2 separate regions of the Homo sapiens genome follow, and region 2 is linked to region 1. A link is a loop called in an ENCODE intact Hi-C map of the cell type or tissue named here. Cell type or tissue: mammary epithelial cell. All regions are shown on one strand. Links, peaks and the distances in the headings refer to the core of each region. The heading gives the core; the rest is flanking DNA.

Evidence for each region. A loop is a pair of places that touch in the nucleus more often than their neighbours do. Peaks named below come from ENCODE experiments on the same cell type or tissue, not always from the same donor. Only the 100,000 strongest peaks of a DNase experiment are listed, where the experiment ranks them.
Region 2: it touches region 1 in a loop (4-fold over the local background); 11 of 110 quality-filtered maps call a loop at or near these places.

What each region holds. Positions count from the first base shown.
Region 1 is chr7:134,771,161-134,787,219 of GRCh38, reverse strand. It overlaps CALD1 (caldesmon 1), which reads right to left and starts at 7,586. Exons shown (of 15, transcript NM_033138.4): 1 at 7,471-7,586. The region is part of intron 1 of LOC124901750 (a long non-coding RNA gene); the gene reads left to right. RefSeq lists an enhancer at 2,098-2,598. In mammary epithelial cell, for the core only: no CTCF peak of the experiment used is centred there; DNase peaks (open chromatin) are centred at 7,719 and 8,769; H3K4me3 peaks cover 2,888 bases; H3K27ac peaks cover 4,395 bases.
Region 2 is chr7:134,686,392-134,702,450 of GRCh38, reverse strand. All of the region lies in intron 1 of LOC124901750 (a long non-coding RNA gene), which reads left to right. Among named protein-coding and RNA genes, the nearest start is that of BPGM, 48 kb to the right of the region's middle. In mammary epithelial cell, for the core only: CTCF peaks have their summits at 7,957 and 12,256; DNase peaks (open chromatin) are centred at 8,950 and 9,850; H3K27ac peaks cover 288 bases.

The sequences.
Region 1 (16,059 bases), core at 4,048-12,047:
AACTTTGTGCTTAAACTGAAAAAAAAGCAAAACTAAAGGTTTTGCTCTTCTGGCCAAACGGATTATTTGGCATATGCAACTATAATTTTTAGAAAGAAATTATTCAAAACTAAAGAAATAGGCTTCTGAGGAATAAGTAACTACATACATCTACTATCAATTATTTTAACGATAGGTGCACAGAACTGTTTCTGAGCCAGGATGTTTTATCAGAGTCACCAGGGAACTTTTACAAACTACAGATGCCTGGACCCCCTTCTAGACCTACCGAATCAGAATCTCTAGAGGATAGGTCTCAGGGATGTGTATTTTCAAAAAGCTCTACAGTTGATTCTGATTAAGATACTGGTTAAGATGCATGGGTATATAGGCAGATTGGGCAGCATTGTATAACCTAAATTTGCTAACTGTTAAAACATGCTCTCTTACTATCAGGGGAAGTAATGTGGTATATTGAAAAGGTTAACTGCTTGGAACTTAGGAGCTGTGTGTTTTGGAACTATCTTACCACTAATTAACTGGATGACTTTGGTCAAGTCACTTGGTTTGTTATTTCATTCAACAAATATTTATTGAGATTCTGCCGTGTGCCACGCACTGGGTATATACGAATGAAAAAAAAATAGAGGTTCCTGTCCTTATATATCTGACAGACCAATAAGACAGGGCAGACATTAATCGAAGAAACCTACAAATACATACATAATTTTACTTGGTGTGGCTAGGCTTTGGAGAATAAAAAATAGATCACTGGTTCATATTTTAAAAAGAATTTCTACTTAAGATCCCAAATTTCCTGTCCCAACCTTCCCACACATAATATAATTATATGTTTTAAGTCCACTCATTAATAAAACACAAAAACACAAACTTAAAAGCTACTATGAATTCAATAACTCTTTTAAATAAATTAGCATTTTATCATTATAATGTATGTATAGAATTAGAAAAATAGTAGCACATATGATGTAAGATATATTATTTACTCAGAGTAGCTTGCCAAAAGCACTTGCTGCATATACAGATTTGTTTACCTCTTGCAATGACTTTGTGGCCTCCCAGGGATCCACCACCCAGAGGTTAAAAACCTACAGACCACATTAATGAAGACTAAAACATGGTACTTGAGTAGATATGGCCCTTCTCTTCCACAACAGATATCACTATCAGTGACCACATTTTCCCCTCCCCTCTGAGCTTAGATTCATCCTCAGAATCCTTCTTAACATGCCAATTGGTTGGAGCTGGCATACAGATGAAAAGTTATATGTACTCCTTGGGCTGAATGAGCTCCTAAGGTCTTGCCCAGCTTAAAAATTCTATGAATTTATATATTCAGTTCTGTTCTGCTGCCTTGAGAAACACAAATGCCTTCTCCCATGTTCATATAAAAGTACCCCAAATATTAGAAGATATTTATGTGGCCTCATTTTCTTTTCTTTGGGATAAACAGCTCTAGATCCCTTATCGGTTCAGCATATGTTTTGCCTCCTGACTCCCTCCAGCCTTTGATGCTAACCCTAGAATGCATATGTATCCATGCCTTTCAGAAAAATGAGCCCAGAACAGAGCACAAGTTCCCAAATGGGATCCGAACTATGCAGAACTCAGGGGATATTTTAGTCCACTTGACAAACACCATGATGGGTGCTCAATGGATTAAAAATTACATAGCAAATATTGCTTAGATCTGAAACTTCCAGTGATTAAGAGTACACCAGCTTTTATGCATTCACCTTATTATGTACTGTGGTTTACATTGAGTTGTGCTTGTTTTTATTTATTAAAATTGTTAAATGATTACATATTAAATCTTCAAGACTGCTTTCATTTGAAGGGAGCCATATCACATGGAAGATTCATATGAAGTTTCTTGCCAACAATAATATCCAGAATGTTTTTTCCCAAAATCTTTCTGAGATGGATGATTCTTATCCTTTCAGTTACCAGTGGTGCAAACTTCTAGATTAATCTCCCTTAACACTGGCTCAGTGGGTCACAGTGATCATCAAGAACTGTGTGATCATTCATTGGGTGTTTGCCTCTCTAGGAGTTTATTCACCTCAAAATTCAAATGATTCCCATTGAGAGCTGTTGGACATTTCAGCTAATTTGCCTTCCATGCTCAATTTCTCTTCTAACTAAAATTACCCATTGAGCTCTTCTTTGCCCAGGGGTGACCACTGCCTGGATTAGAGTAATTCATCCTTAGGCGCGCCTGTGCCTTTGATGTCCTCCTCCTACTAAAGGATTTGCCAAAGACAATAGTCTTTGACTGAACCAATCAGATCTCCTCTCTCAGGACTGGACCTGGAAACACAGAAGAAATTTTCCAGTTGATAGAACAACAGAAAGAGGCAGACACGTGCGCTGAGCTGAGTCACACTAGTGGAAAGGGATGGAGTAAATATCCATGGACCGCGGCTGGGATCCTCTCACCCACCTTGACTCTAACTCTACTCTCTTTGGGCCCTGGTCCTATTTGGGCTTCTGCTCTTGGATATCCCTGTGATTTCATCCGTTCGTTAATCTGTGTCTTACAATCCTGGCCCTTTACTTGAGCTACCAAAGTTTGCTCACATAGAGGTCTATTTCTTCCTAACACTGGGCCATGTGCTCTCCCAGACTTCACCTTATTCATCCATACACTACTTCACTAAGCTCTGCCTGACTTCTGATTTTTGCTGTTTCTTCTTTACTCACCTGGCTGTCATGCACAACTTAGCCCATTTTTGTAACTGATATCCATTCTGGCTTAGACTGGTCCTCCTGACCCCAGTGGAACTAATATCTTTGATGCCAACTGGTCCTTGGCCCTCTTGGGCACTTTGCCTTGGTCCTTCTGGTCTTCAGCACAAGGTGAAGTCAGCCTGGTTCCCCAGCAATGTATCTTGAGACAAGCGAGGGGGAATGTTATATGTGGGTGTCAGAGGAACTAATTATATATTCCTGCTTAATATGTTTCTCTCCAAGTGAGATTATTCCCTTTTAGTCAAGTGCTTTCATGGAGTATTCACAAAACAATGCCAGAAGCCTCAGGATACCATCAAAAAGCAATTTATCTTCAAGTTATACATCATTTATACATATACATATATTTTCAAAGAAAAGCCATGTACTAAAATGAGTGCCCGATATACTAAAATCTTTTAAAAATGTATTTTCCTTCAACTATTCCCTTACTGCTGCTTAGCAAGCCTTTTATTAACTTCTGGGTGTTCTTTTTACGTACACTTAATAGCAGCCATTCCTGGATTTCTCTAGCCCCCACGAGCTCCCCATAGAAAATTGCTTCTTTTCTGGAAATGACCTCTTTTTCTTTGAAATGGAGGTCATATGACGCAATCTCCACCTATATATCTGTGTATTTACCCCCTCTTTTCTTCCTTCCAGATCATGGACACCTCCACTCATGTTCTGATCCCATCCACCCTTGTCTTCTATGGGAATCCAGATCTGACCCCACTCCCCATCTTACATGCCCCAGCTCAAAGGTCTCTTACCTGTCAATCATGAAGCGTGGGTTTACAAAGGGACCTTAAGGGTTCACAGTTTTTATCAGATTCTCAAAGGTTTCCATAGCAACAACACAGGGAAGAACAACACAGGGAACAACCTCATCACCCCTCCCTCACAGCCCAGGTCATAGTTTCCCCCCGACCCCGCTCCCATAGCCTTACCCACAGCCTGCCAATTATGAGTTTGGGGTGAGAAGCAGAGTGGGTCCTTACCACAAAACATGCTCTGACATCTCCTCTGTCTGTGCAAGTGGCTTTCCCTAGCTAGAACCTATCTGTGCTAGAGTGTTCTGCTGTACTCTGGGCCTCATCTTAGAGCTGGCCCCTGCAAATTGTCAATGTTGGATCAAGAAAGCTCCCTATCCGGTACAGGGATGGGGGAGCTGGGGAAGAGGTTACAGGTGGAGGCCTGGGGGTAAGGAAGTTAGGGATGCAACTAGGGTCGGTTACAGCTGGGAGCACTAAAGACAGAAGCAAAGAGGTGAGAGGCGAGCTCCGTGGAGCAGTCTGGTTTCAATACCAACAGGAACCACAGCCAGGTGTTCCTGCCTTCCTTGCCCTTCCTACAAGGCCCAGGCATGACGTTCCGGGGTTCATTCCATGCTTTTGGCTGGAGGCAGAGAAGCTGCCTCAATTACTTAAGGGCTTTCTGTTGTCAGCACTTTCTCACTGGTCTTATGCTCAAGTGGATCTTTGGATTTCCTGGTGCCTTGTACCACTGATGGCCCATCTTATTCCACTTCCTTATATTTGTGTCCTCTTAGTCTGTGATCATCAAAGTAAAAATTCAGACAACATTGGGATAGACCAGTATTCACTGGACACGGCTCAGGGCTCTAGAAATAACCAGGAGCGAGAAGATATCACTCAAGGGTCCTTAAATACGAGAAAGGAAGAGATCATTAGGGATACTAGGTAAGAAGTGGAGGATACCAGCCAAGATGAGCATAATGTCCAGAGGACTCAAATGATAGGCAGTTCAGGGTATAGAATCTGCAGGGAAGAGGGAGCAAACAGCTTCATCTCATTTGGACGTCTTAACCACTGTGGGACATCGGAGAAGCATTACCAATGTCCGTTCTTCACTCAACAGATGAAGTCAAAAGCTGATGATTTCCTCAAAAAGGTCAGGGTTACTTAAGCAGAGGAACCAATACTAGAACTGAGATGTTGTAGTGGTTCTCATAAGTTAAGCCTGTGCCAAAAGTTTCTCTTTAAACTACCCATCTACTCAGGACTTATGGGCATCTCTCCAATAGCAAACTTGGATTAGCCTGACAGATGAAGGACTTTCAGTAAGGAGCTAATGGTATCTTCTCAGGCCCTAAGAGAACTTAACGCAGAAAACGCCCTTTTGAAGTCTGAAAATTCTTTGGCAGCATCTTTCTAACCTCCTCCTTAGTCCTACCATGCTATTTGCATACCACTCTATCAGCATTTTTCCTGTCCCCCGACCACATTTCTGAGACATGTGATAGACTACAGGCAAATGGGGAACTAGCAAATCTCTTTTCATGCCCATCTCTGAATCACTTTTGCGTCTTGCTAAGGAATGACTAACTGGTAATCATGCTATCAAGAAAATGGCAAATGGAGACAATTACATGTGTTTCTACAAAAATGCCTGCTGAGGTGCATTTTATTTATCAGAACAGAGAATACCTGGGCTAGATTCTGGACCTTTACATGGCTGGCCATAAGATCAACTTATTCTATCTACCTAAGACAAGGAGATTCTCAGGCCAGTCACAGGAGCCAATTAGAATTGTTAATGATTCTCATAATAAGGCAGTTGCCTTACTGTCAGGAAATGCTTTCATGTATCTCATTTAAAATCCTTTAAACTGCAGTTTGAGCCTGGTTCTCCTTCTCCTAACTTTAATATAAGAATTGTGTATTTACTTAAGGCAATCTTTTGACTGGAATGATTTAAATTACACCTTCTATTTGCTTCGAATACTTGAAACAACCCTGCACTTTACTTATGGATCAATCCATTGTACATACATTCCTTGTGTGTCCTAGGATCAACTCTTAGTGACTTTTTGTTCTGGAATTTTGTGATTATATTTCTGAAATGAAAGTTACTGTTTTCATTGTGCTCCTTTGGCCTCACTATGTGGGGAAATGTGTTCTAGGTAACATTCAACAGGAAGGAAGTAGCACAAAGAACTGCCTAAAATTCAGCATAAACTCAAATCCTCTCACTCTATCTCTACCTATAACAGCAGAACACCTAAAGTGTTACTTGGAAAAAAATGAGTGTTTTTATGGTTGTTGGGGGTGGGGAGCCCAAGAGAAGGGGGATGGGGGATCTGGAGAGAGTGGTCATAGCACAGTTTGAACTTTCAGGGATTCGGAGATGTTGGTTTCAAAATGGAATTTATCCTCAAATCCCAAGATTATAGATCTCCTTCCAAACTGCATTCCCTTCATGGTTTAGAGAACAGTTAAAAGAAAAATTGCTCTCCATATTTTGATTGACATTAAAAACACTGTGAAAATAGTTTGGAACTTGATCTCTTCGAGGGAAGGACAGTAATTAAACTATAGCTTTTGCCTGCAGCTTTTCTCTCACACTTACTCAGAACTGTTCCAGGGAAGGAAATTCACAAGGAATTCTGTTCTCATATATCACTTCTAGAAGGAGAAATAGGCATTCCCAAGAAAATTATCCCCAAACTTCTAAATACAAAGAGAAAACTTTATTTAATGAATCTCAACCCCAAACTACCGCATTGCATGGAATAAAATCCAGTTGAATCAGTCATTTGCAGCTGGTAGTCTTTAATAGCCAGCACTACTAAAAAATCATCAGATTTACCCTGCTTGCCATATAGCATCTAGTCTTCACTCAGGTTCTAGCTGTATATGTCTGGTTTTGACAAACACATTAGAAGGATTTTCAGTTTACAAGTCCATCTGCATAGTCCTGTTAATAGAAGGCATCTATAAATATCAAGCACTTTGTTCTCATCCACTTTTTTTGACCATGTATTGCCACAGCACTAAAATTCCCCCACCCCTTGCCATCAGCTCTTTCTAAAAGGAATTCCAGGCTACTACCAACTAGCTGCCTTGTACTACTGTTTCAGACACCCAAATATGTCTATCTAGATATAAAAGCCTGCCTCCTTCCTTTCTGAAACACATTGCCAATCGACATCTCTTTAGATTCTCTAGACACACTCAGGCACACTTTCAAACAGAAAAAAAGATTTCTTAAAAAATAGTTTGGTAGGACGTTAAATGTGCTTTCTAAAAAAACACACCCACTAGCGCATGCATTCTCTTGTTATTAGGTTTTATAGGAAACAGACCAGCCTAGGCATCTTCTGTCTTAGCAAATATCCCATCAGTGACATTAACCCAACCAGTGCTAGGTGCTAGTGATCTCTCCATCTCTGACCGTATTTCCTTGCAACTCTGGAAGTCTAGTTTTAAATACTGGCAGCAGACTATAACGCAAAAGCCTTTGGTTAAAAAAATCATTCCCTTTTGGCTTCTCATCAACCTAAAGGATTGTTGATTTTGTTTTTAAAGCAAAACCTCTTCAAATCTTTGGCAATAAAAGATGCAGAAGAGACTGTGTGAGCAGTCTGGTGCAGTAGGCTTGCTAACACTGGCCTTTGGATATCAGGTATAATCTCATATGGCTGTCCTAAACAAAAGGCTATCCTAATCAAAGTTGCCAGTGTTCCCTAAATGTAAGTCTCTATATGGTCACTCTTCTTGTCCCAATTCTAAAAACAAAACTGGAAATCTCATCCTGTTTGCCTTCCGGGAATATCCGTATGGCAGTGAAGCCCAGTCAGGCTCGGGAGTTTGCATGGTTTATTGCCTTGAACATTCTTGCATCTCCAGCTACCTTAGCCAGGAATGTTGACTGAAAGCCGGAGAAAGTCCCCAGATTCTCTCTAGAAGATAAAAAAGAAAGCCTTCTGTGCCTTACCTTGTAGTCTGAAACTTCTTCCCGAGGACTAAGTCGGAAAGGAAGGACTGATTTCTTTAAGCAGGAGCACAGCCAGAGAGCAAGCAGGCGGGCAGGCAGGCAGCCGAATACACACTGCTCTATTCAATAAAACTCCAGACCGCCCTTCCTTGGCCCCTCCCAGAAGTCCATGCTAAGTGAACACATATCCCCTATGTTTACAGTCGGGAGGCGGTGGTATGCATTGTCCTGTCGTTTTTCTAATAGGCAGCCAATGACGACACCCCAGCCAAGGTGGATGCAGCCTGCCTGTGGAGATGCCTGTCATTCCCTAGGCATGCTCAGGAAATCACTCATCAGAAAACCCAAGACCTAAAAAGCTCTGAAACTGCGTGCACGCTGCCAAAACCAGCCTGCTCCATGCCCTTTTTTGGTTATCCTTAGCAGGGCCTCTGGAAGTGAATCCATTGTCAGGAACAATCATAAGAAATGTTAATCTTGGAGAAAGAGGCTGTCTTGTAGAACACAAATGCAGCAATAAAAAGAAAGCACAGTCTCTGAAACAAAAAGTTAACAGATCAGTTTATTGGGCGTGGGGGTGGGGAAGGCTTCTTACCAGAGGGAGTCTTAATAGTATATTTCTTTTCAAAGTACTTGCACATACAAAATGAGTTTAAATTGTTATGCAATTCTAAAACCTGAAGGAGACAGGACCCGGGTCTGCTGAGCAGACTAAATTCTAGCCTGAAAGAGGCACACCTCCCCAAAATACGTCTGCATGTGTTATAAAAATAAGTGACCAAAGGGAAACCAAAAGCGTAGGTCTTTTTTAGCAGGTAATACTGGCCAGAATAAACCTAAGGTCCTACAGGCTTGGATATCCTCACTGGCTTCACTTTCCTCTCCTTATCTCTTTTGTTTCCTCAGATTTGGTGATGTGGAGATAGTACTAGAAATTCCTAGAAATTGATGCACATCAGAGAGGGTATGAAGAGACCCACCACCTGCTTTGGGCTGGGGTAGACAGATGCATATATCCCGCAGAGGTGACATAATGTTCAGGTGACGTCTTGAAAGTGCTCCGACCAACTCTTCATGGTTAGGATGTGTGCTATAAGAGGGTCAGAATTAGTAGATGCTAATGAGAATTAAGGTAACTGGCCCACACATAGTCTTGTCCTTTTCAATACAGAATTCACTCAATTAGTACTTAATTAAAATTGAAATCCCCTTTTTTTGGAGCACTTACTATTTGTCAGGCCTGGGGATAGGTGCAAGATCTATGTCTCATTGTTATATGTTTGAGACTGTTTCATCACTGACCAAGAAGTTTCACAATATTTTTCCTGGCTAATTACAAGTCCAGATACTGGTCTTTAAAAATGGGAGGTTTTACTATATGCCTTTCCCTGTTTATGAAGATGTGACTTAGAAATGATCTCTGTTTACGAAAATGTCCCTGCCCTTTGTGCCTCTTTTAGAACAGTTGGGAAGTAGCCAGTTCGCACTGTTGGTTTCCTTCTTCAGCCTTCCAGCATTAACAAGTTACCCAGAGGCATCCATATCAACTCTCTACACTCATCTCTTTTTTGGGAAGGTTGCTTCCCTCCCCTCTTCCTGACTGCTACTGCTGCACAGCCCAAAAAACTATAGCTGAGGCTCCCAGGCAGAGGGAGAGATGAGCCTCAGGCATCCCAAGAGGAATGCACTTTCCCAGAGAAAAGAATAAATAATGGTTGGTGGGAATCATACAGTCAATGTTGCATTTCAGGTACACTGTGGCACAAGCAGGCATTTGTGGAACACCACTGTTTATAAAATTGTTCCTGTGGGAAAATGTCTTCTGATCCCAGATAAATGATTTAGAAATAAATTTTCGGAACACGGCCAGTTTTGCTGATGGGGACATCCCATATCTGACAGGAAGGAAAGATAGAATAATACTACATAGTCTGGTAAACTGCTGGGCTTGAACATATTGTAGGGCAGACATCAGGAGTTCAGAAAACAGCTGCAATTGGTGATGTCTGTGCAAAGATATGACCTGTGTCCAGAGACGTTCCGGGTGCATGATCTCCAGGTGGTATTCTCCATAACTCAGTGAGGCCTGTTTGAAAGTGCTATTTTCCATTACCGCTGCTGCTTATATCCTAAACCACACTCTCCCTGCTTGTATAAATAATGCCCTTTGGTGGAACAGCATCAGGGTATAATTTTGCAATCTATGAATAAAATAAATACCAGCTTTCCAGAGGAAAGAAAAGTTGTGCTACAAATGGGGAAAATATTATCAACAGGAAACACGGCAGGGACCTGCATTTTGCCTGGTTTTTAGAAGATAAATGGCTAAATATTTTTGGGTTATGTCTTTTGATAAAAAAAATAGTATGTTTCCATAGATAAATTCTGGATATCTCATATATAGGGTATAGTAGATGAGTGACCACACAACCTATTTTATGTATTTGAAATACACTTATCATGGAGGAACTATATAGTTGAAGAATAATTTAACAAATTTCATGTAGTGTGTACCATGATATTGAAAAATTCTTCTTTCTTTGTCCTTTTACTTTTTTTAAACAATCAAGAATTTAAAAAAGAAAGGAAGGGGGAAAAAAAAAGATACATGTTGCTGAATCTCTGCCATGGGAAATTTTACTTTCATAGTATTTACTTTTTCCAGAGGCCATTTGTAAACAGCCCTAAAAATACACGAGATTTATATAGGAAATTTCTGTGAAATATATTTCCCAATTGGATCATCCTAGATAAAGGACTCCTTGTCTATCATAGGCTAGATCAACTTAATCGAACCATAATAAATCTAAAAAGACATTTGGAAATATCTGGACGATTCTTTATATTTTTTTAGTTACAACTGAGTGTTTGCGATCATGTAGATCAGTAGCAAGAAATTATATTTTGCTTGCATGTCAACTTGGGAAAAGTAAAAATAGGCCATTTTTTTAATTCAAAATTAGTTACTTCATTTAGTCATGAAAAACATACCTCCTTCCACCTTAAAATGCCTACTTTATTCAATAGAAAAGAAGATTTGAAAGTTTTAAAAGGCAGCAGAACACCCTTTGCCAGATTCTTTTAGTCAGATAAAACCTTTGCCAACACCCAGGTTTATCAAACAATAAAAGCAGGCTGGTAGAATCTTGATATCAAAATTGGACACAAAAGTACCAAACACAATAGAGAATTTGGATTAAGTGCACTTATGAATGCAGATGAAAAAATTAGTAATTGAATCCAACAGTGTGGAAAAAAGAGATAAGACCAATCCAGAGATGGTTTAAGATCTGAAGATCCACTGATATAATGTACAACATTAGCAGTTTAAAAATAAAATAAATAAGAGAAGTAGAAAAAAGAAAAGAGAAAGATCGTCTCAATAGGTGAATGATACTTGGTAAACTTAGTAATCACTTTGGAAAAAAAACTCTTGGAAAACTAGAAATAGAATCTTTTTAAACATAATGAGAGGCATTTACCAGAAATATATAGCAAACGTCATGCTTAATGATAAAATGTTAAGAGCATTCCCATTATAATCAATGAAAAGACAAAGCCACTACTATCTCTTCTACAACTAAAAAAATGTGCTAGATACCTAACCAAGACAAATAAATAGAAAAAATAGCCACTGGGATTAGAAAGAGAAATAAAGGTCTTTATTTGCTATACAATTATCTGTGTAGAGAATTTGAGAGGATCTATAAATATATTGGAACTAATAGAAGAGCTTAGCAAGATTGTTGGAATTAAGTTCAAGATGCAAAAACCTAGAGTTTCTGTAATCAGCCATCTCTAATTTTTAAATGTAGTGGAAAAAGATGCTATTCATAATAACAAAAAGTGTTCATTACCTGGGAATAAATGTAACAAAATATGTGCAAGAAAGTTATAAAACTTGAGTTAAGGGCATGAAAAACCTGACTAAATGGTGAAATATGTCATCTTCATGAATGAAAAACCTGAAAGTTGTAAAGATATATATTCTCCTCAAAGTAATCCATGCATTCATTATTCTTTTCTTTTTTTTTTTTTTGAGACGGAGTCTCGCTCTGTTGCCCAGACTGGAGTGCAGTGGCACGATCTCAGCTCACTGCAAGCTCCGCTTCCCGGGTTCAAGCTATTCTACTGCCTCAGCCTCCCGAGTAGCTGGGACTACAGGTGCTCGCCACCACGCCCGGCTAATTTTTTGTATTTTTAGTAGAGACAGGGTTTCACCATGTTAGCCAGGATGGTCTCGATCTCCTGACCTCTTGATCCACCCGCCTCGGCCTCCCAAAGTGCTGGGATTCCAGGCGAGAGCCACAGTGCCCGGCCGCATTCATTATTCTAATTAAAATCTCCAAATGACGTATTTTGTAGAACTTGACAAAACAATAGTAAATATTTTAAAAGTAAAGACCTAAAAATAGGCAAAGAGGTTTTTTTATAGAACAATTCTAATTAAGATAAGTGCTATTCACACAAGACTAAACAAATAGATCAATAGAATAAAGCAGAAAGCCTAGAAATAGACCCCAGCATATATGAATTATTTTAGAGGAAGTATTACAAATAAAGAAGAAAAGGGTGGATCACTCTATTAATGGCAGGGTTACAATCAATTTTGTGGAAGCAGAAAATTTAGATTCAAAGTTTCTACTACACACTATAATAAACTAGGTTATATAAAAAACAAACAGAAATGATTAGAAAAAAATTGAAGGTGAATTTTTTTTATCATAGGGTATATAACATAAAAAACAGAATTAACAAATGAAAAGACTAATAAATTTGAGGATATGGTTAAACACGGCAGATCACATAAGAACACTCATTTAATTTCTGCTTCCCCAAACCTCTCCAGACTGATAGTAAAGCAATAAAAAAATCATAAATAAATCCTACAAGACAAAGAGCAAAGAGTACCTGAAAGGAATTAGCATAAGTCCAGATGTTAGGCAAATTTTGGACTATGGAAAATGGACAGATGGCTGGAAATGGACTCAACAGAGCTGAGAAACTGAAATCTGGTCCTGTGAATTAGGATGCCAGCAAGAAGGACGCTGATTCAAGCCTCAGAATCGGGAAAACCTCGGAATATGGAAGCCCTGGGAACCTCTGAGGACAGGCGGTGGAGCAGAAAACAGATTTGTTGTAAGTCTGGGTAAGGAATAGTTAGAAGTCCAGATAGCGTCCTCTACCCCACACAACCAGGTGAGCATCTCTCTCTCAACCAGACGGAAAACTGAAGTTTATTCTGATTCTTCTTTGAAGTGCTGGGCTCAGAGGAACCAGGTGAAGCAGTGAACAGGGAAGAGGCTGAGTGCTGAAAATAAATGTTTAAATGAAAGCCAACTCGTTGAACACTGAACATCTCCAATCGCCTCACCCTGCAGGGCTCCCAGGACACCGACAATCAGGTTTGTATCCCACAGACAGGAAATTGAAGGATTCCATTCCAGAGAAACTGGCATGCTCATGGAAAAAAAGACCTAAACTCACAGACATTTGAGAGACATTGTCCAGTGCACTTTAGTAACCCATTTGCAGCAACTTCCAATTGGCTACTTAGTACCTCACTCTTTTTTTTTTTTTGAGATGGAATCTCACTCTGTCACCCAGGCTGGAGTGCAGTGGCACCATGTCAGCTCACTGCAACCTCTGTCTCCTGGGTTCAATCAATTCTCCTGCCTCACCCTCCCAAGTAGCTGGGATTACAGGTGCCCACCACCACACCCGGCTAATTTTTGTATTTTTTAGTAGAGACGGGGTTTCCCCATGTTGGCCAGGCTGGTTTCAGTGTCCTGACCTCGTGATCCGCCTGCCTCGGTATCCCAAAGTGCTGGGATTACAGGCGTGAGCCACCTCACCCGGCCTACCTCACTCTTAAATATGAGCATCACATTAAGGAAAGAGAGATTATAACAAACAACAGAAACACACACACACACACACACACACACACACACACACACACACACAGAAGAGAGGTTGGGTAGGAAATGGAAGAAAACTTGGAGAAAACTACAATTACAGTTCTCAGTGAGATAAGAGAAGATATTGTATCCATGGAACAAGAAAATCAGGCTTTAAAAAGGCACTTTCAGAGAACAGAAAAGAACGCTTGTGTATGAAAAGTATGATGGCAGAAATTTACAAAAATTCAACTCAAGAAATGCAAGATAAGGTTTAGAAAAATCAACTGGGCACGGTGGTTCATGCCTGTAATCCCAGCCCTTTGGGAGGCTGAGAAGAAGGAGCCTAGGAGTTCAAGACCAGCCTGGGCAACAGGGCGAAACCCTGTCTCTATGAAAAATACAAAAATTAGCTGAGCATGGTGGCACACGCCTGTAGTCCCAGCCCTAGGGAGGCTGAGGTGGGAGGATAGCTTAAGCCCAGGAGGTGGAGGCCGCAGTGAGCCATGATTGTGCCACTGCACCCCAGCTTGGGAAACAGAGGTAGATCTTGTCCTGAAAAAAAAAAAAAAAGTTCAGAAAAATCTTACAGAAAAATGAAGAAGAAGGCAAGCTGGAATAGAAAAGATAAAAGATAAAAACACTGCATAATTACACCTGAGTGTACATAAAAAAGAGGACAGAAAAAAAATAGTAAGAAGAAAATTATCAAAGGAAATAATAAAAGAAGACTTTTGAAAACTAAAGGATACAAGTTTCCAGATCCAAAGGGCCCAATGGGCCAATACAGTGAATGAAAACATATTTCATTCTGAAATTATCAAGTTCCAAGGTTATATGCTTCACCTGAAGGGGGAATAATACTTTGGAGTGAAAATTAGAAACCAAGAAGGAGGACAAAAATCAGGAAACAGAGAATGCAAACCCAGGATAGAGGTGAAAGAGTCCCATAATGGTAAAAGAAAATCCCAGGACAATAGCTGTATGGCTCATTAAGAAACAACCATTAGAGACGGCAGCAGTGGATGCCAGGAGGAATGTTTTAAGGAAAAGTGAGGTAGACAGATTATTCAATGTATTCTTGGCAAAAGCACTTGCAATAAGTACACAGAAAATAAGCAAATGTAAGATTGAGGTCATTATAATTTAAAAAAATTTGTACAAGAAAGGAAAAGTAATCATTGGATACCATATAGTTCAACTGTAAGAAAAATTTACCACAATCGTAAGAATGTAAATATTGCACATTGATTTTTACCAAAACAAAGATGATGTAATTAGATTCAGAGGATAGCAGGCAAGACCATGTTAGTAGGATGATGCTGGGGAGGAGAGCCAAACCTTCGTTTTCTTCAGCAAGAAATCATAGATAATGTCTACTATTGAAAATGTAATAAATAGCAGAATTAGTATGTTGTTTAGGCTCGTGGAAATAAATGCCTAAAAGAACAGTAAGGCTGGGCACGGTGGCTTGCTCCTATAATCCCAGTATTTTGGGAGGCTGAGGCAGGCAGACCGCTTGAGCCCAGGAGTTTGAGGCCAGCCTGGAAAACATGCTGAAACCTCATCTCTACAAAAAGTCTAAAAAATTAACCAGGTGTGGTGGTGCACACCTGTAGTCCCAGCTACTCAGTAGGTGAGGTGGGAGGGTCACCTGAGCCTGGGAGGTCGAAGCTACAGTGAGTCATGTTTGCACCACTGCACTGCAGCCTGAGTGACTGAGTGAGACCCTGTCTCAAAAAAAAAAAAAAAAAGTTCATTTATTCTTTGATTCACTCACTGAACAAATATTTACTGAGTTTCTACCACATGCCAGGGCCTGTTCTAGATGTTGTGAACAAGATACATTTTGATGGAGGGAGGCAGATATACACATTAGTTAACACATGAATATATAATGTCAGGCAGTGGTAAGCGCTATAAAAAAATTTAAAAAAAGAGTAAAGGAATAGGGAGAAACAGGGTAGTCTTTTCTGAAGAAGGTTTTCAACAGAGACATGAATAAAGTCAAGGAACAAGCAGTGAGACTACATGAAGGAAAAGCCTTCCAGAAGGCAAGACAGCAAGTGCATATTAAATAAATAGCAACGAGCCCAGGGGGACTTGGGGAGGAGTGAGAGCCAGTGGCCAGATCCGCCATCCAGAGGCTTCTAGCCGTGGTAAGTACTGCGGGGCTTGTTCTAAGATGGAAGGTCATTGGAAGAGTTTGAGGCAGGAAAAAAAAAAGCACTGTGTCTACCTTGTCTAGAATAGGGGCGAGATTGCCAGAGGCAGAAACAGGAGGTGATTGCCCCCTCCCAGGTGACAGGTGCTGTTGTGGGCTAGGGCAGCGGTGCTTGGGAGCTGAGAGAGCATTTAATTCTAGGACATGGAGATTCACTGATGGCTTAGATGAGGACTGTGAGAAAAAGAGAGGAATCAAGAGTGTCTCCTGTTATGGTCTGAATAATGGAGTGAATGGGAGTGCTATTGAATAGAACGGGCACCCCTGAGGGGGACGGACATTTGCAGGGAGGGGTGGAAATCATATTAGACATATTTCAGGCATGTTAAGATGTTAAGAGGGGAGGGAGTGTCATATGCAAATCTGGTGTTCAGAAAAGGGATCCAGGCTTGAGATGCACATTTGCAAATCCTCAGTTTTTAGATAGGATTTAAAACCAGGAATGAGTTACCTGAGGGAGTGCAG
Region 2 (16,059 bases), core at 4,877-12,876, 86 kb after region 1:
GGGTGCTTTCCAACTCTGAAGTTGCAGGTGTGTCCCACCCTTGAGTGGCAGGGGTAGCTTTAGTGTAGCTTTCTATGCAGCTGAGGGGGACAGTAAATGCATGATCACATGCATTTTTACAGACTGGTTTTGGGTCGATTCATACCTCAAACTCCATGATGGAGAGAACTTTCATAGCCCTTGTAGCTCCTCTCAGCATCTAGAGCAGGATTCTGCTGGTGACAGGTATTTAGCAAATATGGCAGAGTGGCTGTTCCCAGGCCCAGAGCCACTTGCGGGTCCCCCAGAATCTTGATAAGACTCCTCCTTCCATAAAGCTTCTTCCCCACTCCTCCTATCCAAGACTGGATTTAGGGGGCTCAGGATTCTACAAACAAAGCTGAGTGACCCTGTGACCTTGTCATCTCACAGTGACTAGACAAGAAGATAGCCTATCTATCTCCCTGACTCCTGGGAGGCTGCTCCTCCTGGTCTTTATAGAGGCCTGGCTGGAGACAAACTATTGGCCATTTTGCTTCTTGCTTGTTTTGCCTTGGGTTTTTCACAGTTTTCTTGATAAAACAAAAGGTGTTCAGCCTCTTAAAGTTTTTGCCCAGTTCTTACCCTTGACAACAGCACCTCATCACCAATAGTCAGTAAATTTCATTTCTCCCATATCCATATTTCCCTTGCTTCCAGGGTAGGGGAATGGGTTTTGGCCCTGGTTTCATACAGCTGCAGAATGATTTCCAGAATGACGTCCCATGATGGCCATGTGAGAGGAAACAGGCACGAACTGCCACCTGGGAGTGATTTCTGGTGAGACATTTCATCTTCCATGGTGGCTGGCTTAACAGTCAGGCTGGTGAAAGCCAAAAGTTCATCCTCCAGGAATGTTCTGGAGGTTATGCCGCCTGGAGGTAAAGGGTTATTCTAAGCCAGTCTCAGAACTTTGGACCTTTGATGTCTAATTCAATGGTTAGAACATGGGCTAAATGCTTTTGATCCCTAGATGGGGCCAGTGAGCTTGGTTTAATTCAGTGGCCTAAAGCCCACCACTGACTATGTTGGTGAATTTCAGTGTAGTTATTCAACAGGAAGACCAAAAGGAGAGGCTTCACCTCAACTCCTCTCAAGCTGGTGTGCTATCCCAAAGCAATTTGAAATGCCGACATTGATTTGGCAATGATGTATATGAAGGAAGAGTTATGAAGCTCAGTATTAAAGACTGACGTTTCTACTTCTTCCATGCTTTCGTTATGTTAATGTCGCCTCCACATTACCTTCAGATGGAAAGAAAGAACATCACATGAATGGTCAACTACAAAAATTAACTATTTTCAGTCCTGGATTAGGTAAAAAATAATGTATATGGCAAATCATGAAGTTAAGTATTTTCCAAAAATATTTTTTACTGCCTTAACATACTGGAAAAGCAAAAGAATAAAGATGTTCTATTCAAGAATGTAAGTTTATAAATAAGTGGGGGAAAGAAAGGAACATGAGGCCGGGTGCAGTGGCTCACGCCTGTAATCCCAGCACTTTGGGAGGCCGAGGCGGGCGGATCACCTGAGGTCGGGAGTTCGAGACCAACCTGACCAACATGGTGAAAACCCGTCTCTACTAAAAATACAAAAATTAGCCGGGCGCAGTGGTGGGCACCTGTAATCCCAGCTACTTGGGAGGCTGAGACATGAGAATAGCTTGAACCCAGGAGGCGGAGGGTGCAGTGAGCCGAGATCATGCCATTGCACTCTAGCCTGGGCAACAGAGCGAGACTCCATTTCAAAACAAAACAAAACAAAACAAAACAAAATGCAAAAAAAGAAAGGAACATGATCAGGGAACTGGGAGGACCTGGGAGAGTGTGAGTCCACATGGATGAGGATCCAAGCTCAGAGAGGCCATGTTCTTTCCTAAGGTCACACAGCTTAGATAAGGGTTAAAATAAGAGAACATTTAACCCATTTATACCCGAGATTGCAATTTTTGAATTTTTGCAATCAGACCTTGGTGATGACCCTAAGCAGTAGGATATAAATAACTCCCACGTGCTCAGCGTTCCAGTAATGGAACACTAGGCATAAATGGGTTTTAAACAAGTAAAAAGAAAAACTCATTTTTCTGATTCCTAGTATAGTGCTTGTTCCTCTACATAATGTTGCTGTCTAGATTTTTTTTTTTAGATTGTTCATCCATTTTGGAAGCCTAATTGGCAACATAATGGAATTTTCTGAAATCCACAGAGAGAAAAAAAGAGCCAACTACATTCAGTTTTTTTTTGTTGGCTTGTTTTGTTGGAATGTATAAACAATTCACCAACAGACATCATTTCATAGTCTGAAAGGAGTGGAGAATTAAAGAGATTTTGTGCTCAACCTCTCAGTAGAGGAAAGCCCTGTGACATCAATGCACAAGGCTATGGTTGAATTATTTTGGATTTGAGGTATGTGTGTGGGATTTGAGGCATGAAAAGAGGTAAGAGAGGAATTAAAAGGAATTGTTGCTTTCTGGAGAGCCCCGAGTTCAGATACAATGACAGTGAGCTGATCTACGTCTCTTCTTATAAGGAAAATACCATCACTCAGCTACATTTCTGAGAAAGAGAAGCTTTCTGTCTAAAAGAGGACCACAATGAGTTTGTTGAGCTAAATGACTCTTTTGAAGGAATGTTGTAACAAGGAATGGCTAAACGTGATTTGAAATCAGCTGGGTTATTCAGAAAACTTGCCTATTTACATGAGCGCATCCAGCCATTCACGGTTGCCCACGTAGTGCAAATCCTTTTGCTTCTCCATCACTGGAACGCCTTTCCTTGGGGCGAGCCTCTTCTCAGCCTTCAGGAGCCAGCTCAAATTGCACCTAATAAAGTGTAGCCTTCTCATACTGGCCCAAGGCCAAACTCCTTTGTCAGCTTTGCATCTATACCTCAATATGGAATTTACCAAAATGATTCCTTTCTGCCTTTCCTTCTCCATTTGATCATCAACTCCTCAAGATTAAGGACAGGGTCATATTTATCTTTACACCCTAGTGCTTAATACAGTGCCTGTACATGTGATGGTTGATTTTATGTGTCAGTTTGGGGGCACAACAAACGTCATGCACTGTTGTTTGGTCAAACATCAGCCTAGATGTTGCAGAGAAGGTATTTTAAAAGATATAATTGATATTTAAGTGAGTTGACTTTGAGTAGATTACCATACATCATGTGGGTGACGCTCATCCAATCAGCTGGAGGCCTTAAGAGAAAAGACTGAGGCCCTACAAAGGGGAAGGAATTCTGCCTCCAGACTCAAGTCTGCAATGTCACCTCTTGCCAGAACTTCCAGCCTGCTGGTCTGGGCCTGCAAATTTCAGACTTGCAGTTCCCACACTTTCTTTTAAAATGAATCAATCTCTGTCTCTCTATCTTTCTGTCTCTCTCCATATATATGTATATGTCCAAATATATATGTGTATATATTGAATCAATATCTTGTTGATTCTGTTTCTCTGGAAAACATGGAGTAATACAGCACATGTTTAGTAAGAGTTTAGTGAACCACCAACTTAATAGCAAGGAAAAGGAAGACGGCAAGTAGGGCTGAAGGCTGGACGGGAGAGGGAAAATGCTGGAAAGTATATGAGTAGATAGAGATTGAATAACCAGGGAAGAAACTGCATGCCACTCTTTTTAAGATAATGATGTCTACCTTTATTATGCACCTGGGTACCATATGTGCATAGAAATATTTTAATGCAATTGGATTTCCTTGTATTTTAGAGACTCTCATGTAAATATCAAACTGTAAGGTAGAATGAGATTAAGATATTTAAAAAGGGATTTAGGCCAACATAAAGCACATATAATAAAGGGTATTTATGTTTTATGGAGGATTTTCTGGAATCTTTAGAATCTTTGGGGACTGGATTAAGTCCCTGGGATTCCTAAACCCTTAGGAGTCCTCCAACTATTTTCAGTATTTTAAAAGTCACATTGAAGTCCTACCCCTGCCTGCTAAGCCTGCACAGTCTCGTTAAAATGTCAAATTTTGTTTGCTTTGGGCTAGAATTCTGTTAACCAAGTTTGATGGGGTTGGTTATCTTTTGCTGCCCAATATCTCTAATTGGCAATTGCACATATCTTGGAATAACTTTTTAAAAATGGAAGCATGGATAAACTAATTTTAAAATGCAGGTTGTTCGATAGCAAAGTCTTTTAAAACAAAGGAGGCACAAAAGGTGGAGAAAAAGAGGTAATGAAAGGAGTTTCTAGTGATGGGCAGGTGAGGAGCCTCATAATGGATAATTACTGAGCTCCTGAAAGGCCCAAGAGTTGAGTAAAGTCAGTGCAGTATCTGGTTAGCCACAAAGTTCACGGTGGTCCAAAGTTAAATGTCCTGAGTTTGCACATGCAGCCAAACTCATGCACAGATGCCACTAGAGAGATGGCTCAAGAGAAGCCACCACAGCAAGCCAGAGCATCCAGGTGAGATGCAACATGCTTACGGCAACTGCAGCAGCACTGTTCATTCAGCCTCGACCAAGGTAGGCCAAGGAGCTCCACAACTCAGCCCAACTTTGGGCCCCATCTCTGCCCCTCACTAAGCCTTTGACTTCTTTGTGCCTCAGTTTTCCCATTGGTAAAATAATTGATAATGATGGGTTCCAGGGTTGTTGCAATAAATAGTGTAACATATAAAGCACCCAGACCAATGACCGGAACAAAGCAAGCCTCCAATGCAGGTGGATTCTTGTTACACCTTAGGCACTGTGCCAAGAATCTTGCACACACCTTTTCCTAGTCCCCAGAACAATCCCCCAAGGAAAGCACTATTATTGTCTCCATTTCACAGATGAGTTTAAGGAAATTGTCTAATGTCACTCAGCTCATCCGTGGCAGAAACTGGACTCAAACAAAGCCTTGATATTACCAACCAGGGTGTGCCTGCCTGGGGGACACCAACTTACCTCACTCACTGTGTGCCCTGGGGCAAGTCACCTGGCCTCCCTGAGTGTGCATTCTTTCATCTGTAAAAGTAGAGGGTTATTTTCCAATTTCAATAATATATGTATTATGGTTATGTATGAGGTCATCATTGGGGAAAGCAGGGTGAAGAGCACATATCCACCCTCTAGACTCATGTTTTAACTCCTCCTAAGCTAAAATGATTCCAAGTAGAAAGTTTACAAACCACTGTAGGGATACACTACTTGGCAATTTTCCTTGTGTTGGGCACATACATGGTGCTCAATCAGTGCTTCTCGATGTGATTTGTTTGATTTCTAGACGCTAGAATGTGACCAGTACTGACCATATTGGTTTTTTTTTTCTTTTTTTTTTTTATTATACTTTAAGTTTTAGGGTACATGTGCACATTGTGCAGGTTAGTTACATATGTATACATGTGCCATGCTGGTGTGACATGAAAAACAGGTCTCTACAAAGTCTCTTGATTTAAGTAGCAAAAACAAAGAATCTGAGTTGATGGAAGCATTTTATTCTTTAAAAAAGTATCTCTCGGCTGGGCGCGGAGGCTCACGCCTGTAATCCCAGCACTTTGAGAGCCCGAGGCGGGTGCATCACGAGGTCAGGAGATCGAGACCATTCTGGCTAACACGGTGAAACTCCGTCTCTACTAAAAATACAAAAAAAATTTAGCTGGGCGTGGTGGGAGGCGCCTGTAGTCCCAGCTACTCGGGAGGCTGAGGCAGGAGAATGGCGTGAACCCTGGAGACAGAGCTTGAAGTGAGCCAAGATCGTGCCACTGCACTCCAGTCTGGGCGACAGAGCGAGACTCCATCTCAAAAAAAAAAAAAAAAAAAAGGTATCTCTCATGGTATTAAAATTTTACATATTTAAAATTAAAAGAAAAAAAACTAGGAGGTTGGAGGCAGAGATCTTTAAGGCCCCTTCCTGGGGTAAAACCCTTGTTCAGGATAGAACAAGCCACTCGTTGCAGGTCCCCTCCCCAACCCCCCTCGAACAGAGGCGGGGTTCTGTGCATGCCCTGCCCAGTGCCTGAGGCTGCCAGTCACACCTCCCTGTCTCCTTTCAGTTTAGACACTGACCTCCCTGGTAAACATGAGTGTGTCCAACTTCTACCCTTGAAATTACTGTAGCCGCCTTCGGGAGCAGCTGGAAACCCTTTCTGCTAGGTGTGTTTTGTCTGATCACATCTGGCCAAGGTGGAGGTGAATACAGAACTAAACAGCTCTCTTTCTGTGTCTTGGGGAGCAGTGAAAACCTGGGCTCAGGCAGGTGGGCTCCAACCACTTTTCCCAGAAATAGCCACAAAGGGGTTCTAAAGAAATAAGTAAATAAAAATAAAAGCCCAGTGTTCTCTTTTTGATTGAACACCCCGTTAACTACCTGGAGTTTTGTTCAGGACAGAGAGCTCTGTGTCTCTTAATTTGTTACACAAAAATTAAGCAGAGCTGGACACATGAGTCAACCTCTCTGTGCCTCAGTTTCCCCATCTGTTGTCAGTAAGCTTCTGCTCTGTGAGAAGCACTTTACTTATATGCTGGAAAGGGAGGGCATGGGAGGGAAATAGAATAGAAATGAAGGGCTTCTTTTTTCTTATTTTAATCCGTGGCCACACTGTAAAGCAGCCCATTTTAAAAACTCGGCTGTCAGAAGGAAGTCAGCAAGACCATACCAGTGGGGCCAGGACCAGGCTGAACAGAAACAATTGACGCGGTTCTAGCTTGGTTCCTTCACAAATAGCTCTCAGTGGGAGCTGCTCCTCAAGGCCAGGCCTCCTGGGTCGTCCTGGGCGTCAGATGGAAATGATTTGGGCACATCCGGTATGGCCTGAATCTGATCCTTAGGGTAAGATCTGAGAAAGAAAAGAAAGAGAAGGAAGAAGGCAAACTGATTCCCTTAAAAACTATGCATACTGAAAACTTGATATTTAATGCTCGCCCCTTAGAGCTGTATTCCTAATTATTGGTTTGTAAGACACAACATGATTTTCCCCCTAATTCTTTCCAAAAATGCATTCCATAAATGGTTAGCATCCCTGCCAGTGGCCTCAGTCGACTCACATACCAGCTTTAAGGTCAATCCCTTTGAAACCAATGAATCAGTCCCTTGAGTTAGGGGATTATTTCCAGATTCCTATAGCTGCGGGCCTTTTTTTTTTTAAGTTGAAAATGATCATGTTTCTTTGTAGCTGCTAATTTTTAGAGAGAAATAGACAGTGGCAGCAGTGCATGTACACAATAGCTGTGACATCCTCTAAGGCCCCTTAGCACACTCTAAGACACTCCACCACCCACTTCCTTGTTGCGTTGGCTCTTTCCTAAGGGCTCAAAACTCTCTGTGTTCAGAATGTCCAAGAAATTTCCATACATGTTATTGAGGTTTTGCCATTATGATTTGTCATATTACGGAGAGGTGGTGAAACATGGTGGCTTAACACATGGGCTCCAGAACAAACTGCCCAGCTTTGAAGCCCAACTTTGCCACTTGTCCCTGTGTGACCTTGAGCAACTTACTTAACGGCTCTGTGCCTCAGTTTTCTCACCTGTAAAATGGGATCATATTAGTACCTACTTTATACACAAATATGTATAAAGTGCTCAAGCAGGGCTTAGACAGAATTAGTTCCACACAAGTGTGAGTTACTATTACACAGTGTTTTTAGGTAGGGCTTTGCACCACCAGGGACTGCTCTGATGACTTTTAACCATCAACATGGAAGATGACCAGAAGAATCTGGGGACAAATGAAAATGCATGCAGAGAATGAAAGGAAGGATGCCGAGTGGCTTTGTGACTCTTCTGAGGACATTAAGTTTATTTTCTTTAAAAAAGGCTGATGACGGAGGGAATTATAGACTGTAAGTACCAGGGAGTGCTCAAAGACCACGAGGCTCTCCTCCTTATCGTAGAGCCTGTTGTCAGGAAGTTGAGTGCAGAACTTGTGCCAGCCCCTGGGGTCTCTCAGTCCTCAGCCCCTAGGCCCAATTCTTCCCATTGCTCGGTGCTGCCTCTCCTGGGGGAGAGATGTAATGCCAGGACCGGGTCCTCAGCTCTCCTAGTGTTGATTCTACAGCACTCAGATGGTTGGCCTTGTTTTGAGTTTCGTCTTCTCTGATTCCCTACATATTTTTTGCAGGACCATTTTGCCCAAATGCAATTTTCTCACCCCACTCCCAGGCTTACGAGTCTCTAGGGCTTCCCTCCTGTGTGTGGTGTGGCTTTGGACCTGACTCTAATTTTTATGGAGGCTTAAAGAAGCAGTTTCATTACTTCTCATTTTTTATGTCACTTCTTATTCCATCTAGTGCTTAATAATTTGCTTTCCCCAAGAGTAGGTGCTCAGTAAAGGCTTTTTGCCAACAGAAGGGACATAGGGGCACTGAAAAGTTGCTCGACATAAGTATCTCCAAGGCTACTCAGTAATTTAATAGCAGGTATAGGAGAAGATCACAGTTTCCTCTTTGTTCTCTCTTGTATCTGATGGGAATAGGAGGTGGAAGGGTGATACCTCCACTTAGAGAATACAGGAGACATGTTTATTCTGACCATTTAAGTCATCTGTGACATAGAGTGTCAAACAATATTTATTCTCAGGCTCCAGTGGGATGGCAGAGATAGAAAAGAACAAGAGGCAGCCTAGGCTAGCAAGGAGGACCTGAACTGGAAGTCAGGAAGTTATGTGATTGTTAGTAGAGGATGTAATGATTAGAAGCTATTCTTAATCAAAGAATTCTTAATAAAAATTCCTAGAACTTCCATGCCTTCAGCAGCTCACGCAGCCAAGAAAGAAATTATCCACGCCCTGGGGGAACCTAAAGCCCATCAGCTCCCTCGCTGCCATGTGCAACCCAAGCGCGGAATAAGGCTCACGGGACCTGTGCCACATACTGAAACAGGACTGCCAGCTTCCCAAAGTGGTCAGTGATGCTCCTCCAACTGCAGCTACTCTTTGATGACCTGGAGGGGTGTTTAGTCATCATCTGAGCCAGTGCAGTTCAAATCAGCCCAGGGTTCTGATGACGCACCACATACACAGGGGGAGGATGTGGGGAGCTGAATGGCAGAGTCCTGGGGCCCCTCCTTCATTTCCACAGGGCAGCTCTGCTTTCAAAGACAGGGTTGTGATTTAGAAAGAAGAAAACCTTAATTTAGAGCCACTGCTTTGGGGAATTAAGTCTCAGAGATGAAGTAATGGGCTGCAGGTCATTCAGCCAGTTGGTAGCAGAGCCTGGGGTAGAATCCAAACCTTGAGCGCCTCGTGCCCAGTCCCCTTCCACTTCATTCGCTCGTGCTGCCAAGTGTCTCATTATACACATACGTCTCAAATAACGATGCTAGAGGATGCTCCAGTAACACTTTTTTTTTAAAAAAAGCATTACAAAAGAAAGCACCAAAACGTCCACAAAAGCATACACAAGGTTATTTATCTCCAACAGCCCAACGCGACAAGATAGCTTCACACCCAGCTTGCAGGTGGACTGTTCTCTCTCCTCTACCCCAGCTGAAGATAAAAAAGGCCAGCCCTTGGCACCATCAACTAGTCAATAACTTAGTTTTCCAGGTCTTTCTTAAAAAAGACAGTTCCTCCTCCTCTTTAGCCCTTTTCTCACTGTCAAATCAAGGAGGAATCCGCCACCAATAAGTTTACTGGAACCTCCATTGACTGACTACTTTTCCATTGTGAGTAAATGTCTTCAGAATTCTCTGTTCCTTAGTGGTATGTGCTGTTAAAATTTTATCTCTAATGATTCCAGTAAAGACTTTTTATTAAAGGAATTTCGAACATCCATGACAGAAACAAGGGAAGATGCTTTTTCTCAGTGGTTGGGGAAGACCTGGTGATCATATTAGGTGTTAATTCAAGCTGCACCTCAGGTGGCTTAACAGCAAATCCTGTTTTGATCTTTTAAAGGCAGAAATCCCTCCCTAGTCATCGGGACCTATGAGTAGAACTTGAAGCATCCTTTGTTGGTTTTTCAACCACAGCCTGCCTGATAAGCCCCTCCACGCCTTTTGCCAGGATTCTGCCTGGTAGGGAAAGACACAAGGGCCATGATGGCACCCTCCTCTTTGGCCCCTTTCCTATTCTACCAAAAATCTTGATTTTCCTCTGCCTCTGCCAACTCCTCTGTGGTCTCAAGTGTTCCAGGAAATGAGGAGTAATTCTTTAAATCTTGCTTTAAAAGGGGAACACCATGTGACTCCTCCCTGTGGTGGGTGAGGGGTGGGGTGGGGAGGCTGAGGGGGCTCAATGGTGCCTGTAGAAGTCCAGGTTCAGGTCTCTTGGGGGAGGAGGAAGCTCTGTCGTCCCTTCCACTCAGCATCAGCCAGCCTGGAGACCGCATCAGATTGGCATAGCTCCCTGGAACAGTCTCCCCTTCCCTTCATCCTCCACCACCGCACCCCCCCACCCCACCGCCTCCCGCCCCCGCCTTCTCTTAGCTCTTCCCTCCCTCTGCCCCCAGGCTCCTACTTGCATTCTTTATATCTTCTGGCATTTTTCATGTTGTTTTACTTTGTATTTAATAATAGCTCTGCATTCTTTTCTTTATCTGAAATCAAGGCTCATACCTGCATCATGCGTTCACTTTGGGAGTAAAATTTATGGCCGAACTTGCCATGGGGTTAATTGCTTTTCATTAACTTCATACTTCTTAATTATTACAAATTATTTGCCTGTACTAGAAATAGTTCCATCCTGTGCTCCAAATTTACTAGCCTGCAATTGCAACCAGAAACGGGAAGTCTTGGATTGCCGGTGCTTGGGGAGTGAGGTTCCCAGCTTTATGCATCGGAGTCTGACCAGACTGAGGGTAGGAAGACGGTGGGTAATTCTAGATCTTTAGACTTCAAAGCCCAGATTAGGGCCCGTAGGCCAAATAAAAATTGAATTTAGCTTTTCTGAGCCATAGACTGTTCTGTGTCTCAATTCTCAAATCTATAAAGTGGAGTTAGGAAGACAGAAAGACACGATGTGTATATTTAATAACAAGTTTACTTTAAAATCAGTTTGAAAAACCTATACTTCACATAATGAGTGGGGTTTCAAAAGCAAGAAAGAGAAAAAGTATACCCACCAAAGGGGAGGGCAGAATAAATCCCAATGGAAAATTTGTGCCTTTCTGTGGTTGGAGTCATTTGGTCAAGAAATGATGAAATTACAAATTTCTGAAAAGGGCGTGTGTGTCGGAGTTCCTGAGGTCCAGTTCTCAGCATGGTACTTGGGCAAGGCCAGTGTTGAACTCTGAGGAAGAATAAAGAGAAGGAAGTGGTCACGACCAGCATTCTTTGCCAAAACAGCAGTGCCTCCATGGCCTCGTACTGCCCATGAGTCTCTTCATCTCATGGATTTGAAGCAAGCTCTCTCAGCAAGCCTGTACACCCATTGTCCCTTGCAATGTGATTCGTCCTTTGACTCCTTAGATGGGAATGGTTGGTAAAAAGGGAATCGCAGCTGGAGGTTTGTGGGAACTGGCATATTCAGACTACACAAAGGCCCTGTGTGTGCAGACACAGCCACAGCTGTGGGAGCCAAGGGCCTGGCAATGGGGAGAAGTAGGTATTTCTCAGTGCAGGAAAGCATTCCTGTCCGTGCTCACAATCCATCTGGTATTGACTTTGAACTCACACGCAGAAAAAAGGAATGAAGTCGGCCCAGCAGCTGAGCCCAGAATCAGCTGGGAGGACATTCAAAGTTCCCTGTAAGGGAGCGTGGATGGACAGAGGAGGACAGGGATTTGTAGCCACTTCTGCAATCGCTCTGACCATTGCCAAGTGGGCTAGCAGCAGCAGATGTTCCAGCAGGAGGGCAGTGTCTGTGCCCAGCGGCAGGGCCATTGTCCTTGCTGGAACCATCTCACACTGTTCACTGAGTCTTGTTCTCAGCTGACTGGCTTTCCAAGCTTAACTCTCTTGGCTTTCCCAAAGAGTCTGTGAGCCACCCAATATCCTTTAACAAATTCCTTTTCTGTTTAGACTAGCTAGACTGGTCTTTACAGTTTTTAATGGAAGGCCCTGGCACTGATAGCTTTCGAAGGCTGGAGCTCTATGGCTTTTAATACTCCATGCTAAAGAAAACACAATTTTTTGCTTTGTTTTATTTTCTGCAAATAAAATGTCTTGTTCTCCTCTTCCTATGTGTGTATTTATATAGTTCAGTTAGGCTTTAATATACAAGCTCTGAATTCTCCAAATACCAAAGCAGACAGTTTAAGAAAAGAAGGAAAGCAAACGCCTATTTCTCCCACTTTCAAAAGCACACACTTAAATTTTGTGTGGAAAAAAAATCTAAGCTCTCTAGCTCCACTCGGTGTCCTGTTGAACTGGTGTGGCACCATGTTACTCTTTCAGAGAATGAAAATGAAACTTGCTCACTGTAGCTTCATTGAACCACTTTATTCTTTGACCAATTTTGGATGGGTATTTTAATTAAAAATTTTTTTCAGCCAGGCACGCGGTGGGCTCACGCCTGTAATCCCAGCACTTTGGGAGGCCAAGGCAGATGGATCACGAGGTCAGGAGATCGAGACCATACTGGCTAACACGGTGAAACCCCGTCTCTACTAAAATTACAAAAAATTAGCCTGGTGTGGTGGCACACGCCTGTAATCCCAGCTACTCAGGAGGCTGAGGCAGGAGAATAGCTTGAACCCAGGAGGTGGAGGTTGCAGTGAGTTGAGATCAAGCCACTATACTCCAGCCTGGGTGACAGAGCGAGACTCTGTCTCAAAAAAAAAAAAAATTAAACTAAAAACAGTATGGGACAGTGGCCAAGAGCGTGGGCTTTGGAGTTAGGTCAACTTGGATTTGAATCTTGCTGCAGCTATATACTAGCTTTGCGACTGTGTCTTGCTACTCAGGTTTTGTGAGGCTCATCTGTAAGATGAATATAATAAAAATGTTCACCTCAGAATATTATTGTGAGGATTAAACAAGATCCAAGACCTGGCTTAAATTGCCATTAGAGAATGACCCAGGGGAGCTTATTCATTGTAGCTAAATGATAAAATTTAAAATCAAGATTTAAATGCTTTCAGAAGGGGTGCATTTAGAAACACTGAAGTCTCCTTGTTACTCTCTTTTTAAATATGATAGGAATTACAATTCTTATAGAGATTATGCTACACAATGATCTATGTTTACACAAGAACGTAAATGTTGTCTTGGAGAGATTACATGCTCAGATGGCAGAAGCTCTTCAGTGGCAATGAGGGCATGGGCTACTGGGCTACTCTTTGGCTTGGAAGACCTTTCCTGTCTTCCGTTCACCCTACCATGGCTCAATTTGGCTTCTGCCTACCTCCCCAATCCCATCCTACACCACTTCAGCCTTCACTACTGACCTTAGCTGTTGTCTGTTGCCTAAACACCTTCTTCAAGTTGTTCAGGTTACACTGACCTTACCTATTATCTGTTGCCTAAACACTCTCTTCTGTCTCAGGACTATTGCACTTGTTACTTCTTCAGCCTGGAGCGCATGTACAGGTACACACACACACTTACGCAAACACACACAAAATCATTCAAAGTTCAATATATATGAAACCTTTTCAGAGAAGACTGTCATCACCATCCTTGATGATGCGTGGTGGCTTTTAGTCATATAAAATGGCTTTATATATTTTAAAGTACTTTTTGTTATAAAGGTATATTTTTCAAGGCATAAAAAATATACAAAACATATTTTATATAGCAGTTTATTAGCTTGGTTGAGTTTTTAAATATTTAGACATTACTTACAGCAAAACATTGAAAGCACCTAATTTTTTTTTCCTGTTGGACATTTAAGTTCTATCCAAATGATGCAACAGTGTTCAGCCATGGAGTAAAATTGTTTGAAGTCTATACAACATGGAGAAATCCTTATGATAAAGACAAGAATAAAATATGAATATAAATCAAGAATATGTCTAAGTGAAACATGCATATAGAAAGAAAGAAATAAAATAGTTCTTAGGATGGGAACATTAGGGAATCTTTCCCACTTATTTTCAAGATGTTTATATGGTTATATTTAACTCTATAATTACAGGTTAAAAACAGGTTGCAACTCCATAAGTAACCTGTTTCTGTACCATTATAGCAGCTGCCTATGGAGAAGGGCTCGGTGCTGACAGGCTACTTAGCCTCACCTGCCTTCCTGTCCGGCAGTGGTAGGATTTCCACCTCTGCTTCCATGTATTGGCATGGTAGGAAGACAGCCGCAGAGAACAGACAGGTCAGATCAAATGCCAGCCAGGAGAAATATTTTAGGCCAGGCACAGTGGTTTACACCTGTAATCCCAGCACTTTGGGAGGCCGAGGCGGGTGGATCACCTGAGGTCAGGAGTTCGAGACCAGCCTGGCCGACATGGTGAAACCCTGTCTCTACTAAAAATACAAAAAATTAGCTGGGCATGGTGGTGCGTGCCTGTAACCCCAGTTACTTGGGAGGCTGAGGCAGGAGAATCACTTGAACCTGGGAGGTGGAGGGTGCCGTTACCTGAGATCGTGCCATTGTGCCATTGCACTCCAGTCTGGGCGACAAGTGTGAAACTCTGTCTCCAAAAGAAAAAAAAAAATAGGAAGAAAAAAAGAAAACAAAAACCCAGCTGCGAGAAATATTTTAAAGAACAAATCTAAAACAGTGGGCAGTTTGGCCCCCCAAGTGGATAATTCTAGGGAATTCTGGAGTTTAAGTTTGCATGACTTTGGCTGGCACCCAGACTTAAATCCATTCAGTTCTCCTGCCAGTGAAGCGAACAGACAAGTGAACAAGCCAGATCCAGCAAGAGTCGATCACAGGGCTCCACAGGAGACTGTTACGAACCCTGAAAGATGAGCAGATATTAGGCAGGCAATGAAAAGAGGGCAAGGTGGGGTGGGTGATGGAGGGTAGTTCAAGGCCAAGGGGACAGCGGGTGCAAAGGCAGAGCCTAGGAGGGGTGCTGGACCTCTGAAGGTCTGAAGAATTACCCTGACGACTGTCTGGAGAGGACTAGAGGAGAGTAAAAGCGGAAGCAAGGGGATCAGCTAGAAGGCTGCTGAAATGTTGAAAGAGAAAAGATGAGGGCTTAACTCAAGGCAGAACAGTGGGGATGGAGAGGGGATGAATTTGCAAGGTAAGAGGTGACGGAATCAGCAGGACTTCATAACCATCAGAAGAAGAAAAGTCAAGGGTGATTGTCAAGATGCTGGCTAGACATCTGGGTGCACTGGTGGGACCAACATTGCCAAACAAGTGTCTAGAAACAAACGAGTACTTGGTATTCATTCGTATTTTAGATGGAAAACTGCCTGCCCCTTTCCCATATTCTGATCCATGGACATCTATGATGTTTATATTTACATTTTATGGTTACATAGGGTAAACTCTATAGTTAATAATCAGGGAAAGAAGTCGCACCGAGGAAGGAATTCCAAGCCTCTTTAGAAACAATCTTTTGTCATAAATATCCAGAGGCATTTATGAATAAATACTGACCCCCAGTGTCTACGTACAGAAACAAAGATTTTAAAAACGATATAAAATACCAAGACTCCTGGGAGAGTACCTGGAATTCCAGCTACAAGTAACATTCCCTGCAATCCAATCCCAGGATCCTAGCAGGCATCCTCAGAGATAAAAATACTGACTAGCTAACCTATGGCCAGCGGCCTTAGGTCTGGAGAATTCTAATGAGTATTCTACAGAATGAGTGTCGGGATGGATTACATAGCCTCAATTGTGTTGCAGAGCTATGTGTTGGCCTTTGCCCCTCTGCTTCAGAGGTTACATATGTCAAGGTCTAGGTTCAATTACTCCTAAGAGTCTTCCCACTAAGGGTAGATTTTATGCAATTAATCTGACTAATACAAACTCCAGCTCTGTCTGATTCCCCATCCAGTTCAACACGACATCCAGAGAATTTTCCTCTCAGGCAGATACAAAGCAGTGTGGTTGGGCAGACATTCCCTCTTCAATACTGTGTGGTTAGGGTTAAGTTCACGAGAATTTTTTTTTTTTTTTTTTTTTTGTGATGGAGTTTCACTCTGTTGCCCAGACAGGAGTTCAGTGGCGTGATCTTGGCTCACTGCAACCTCCATCTCCCGGGTTCAAGTGATTCTCCTGCCTCAGCCTCCTGAGTAGCT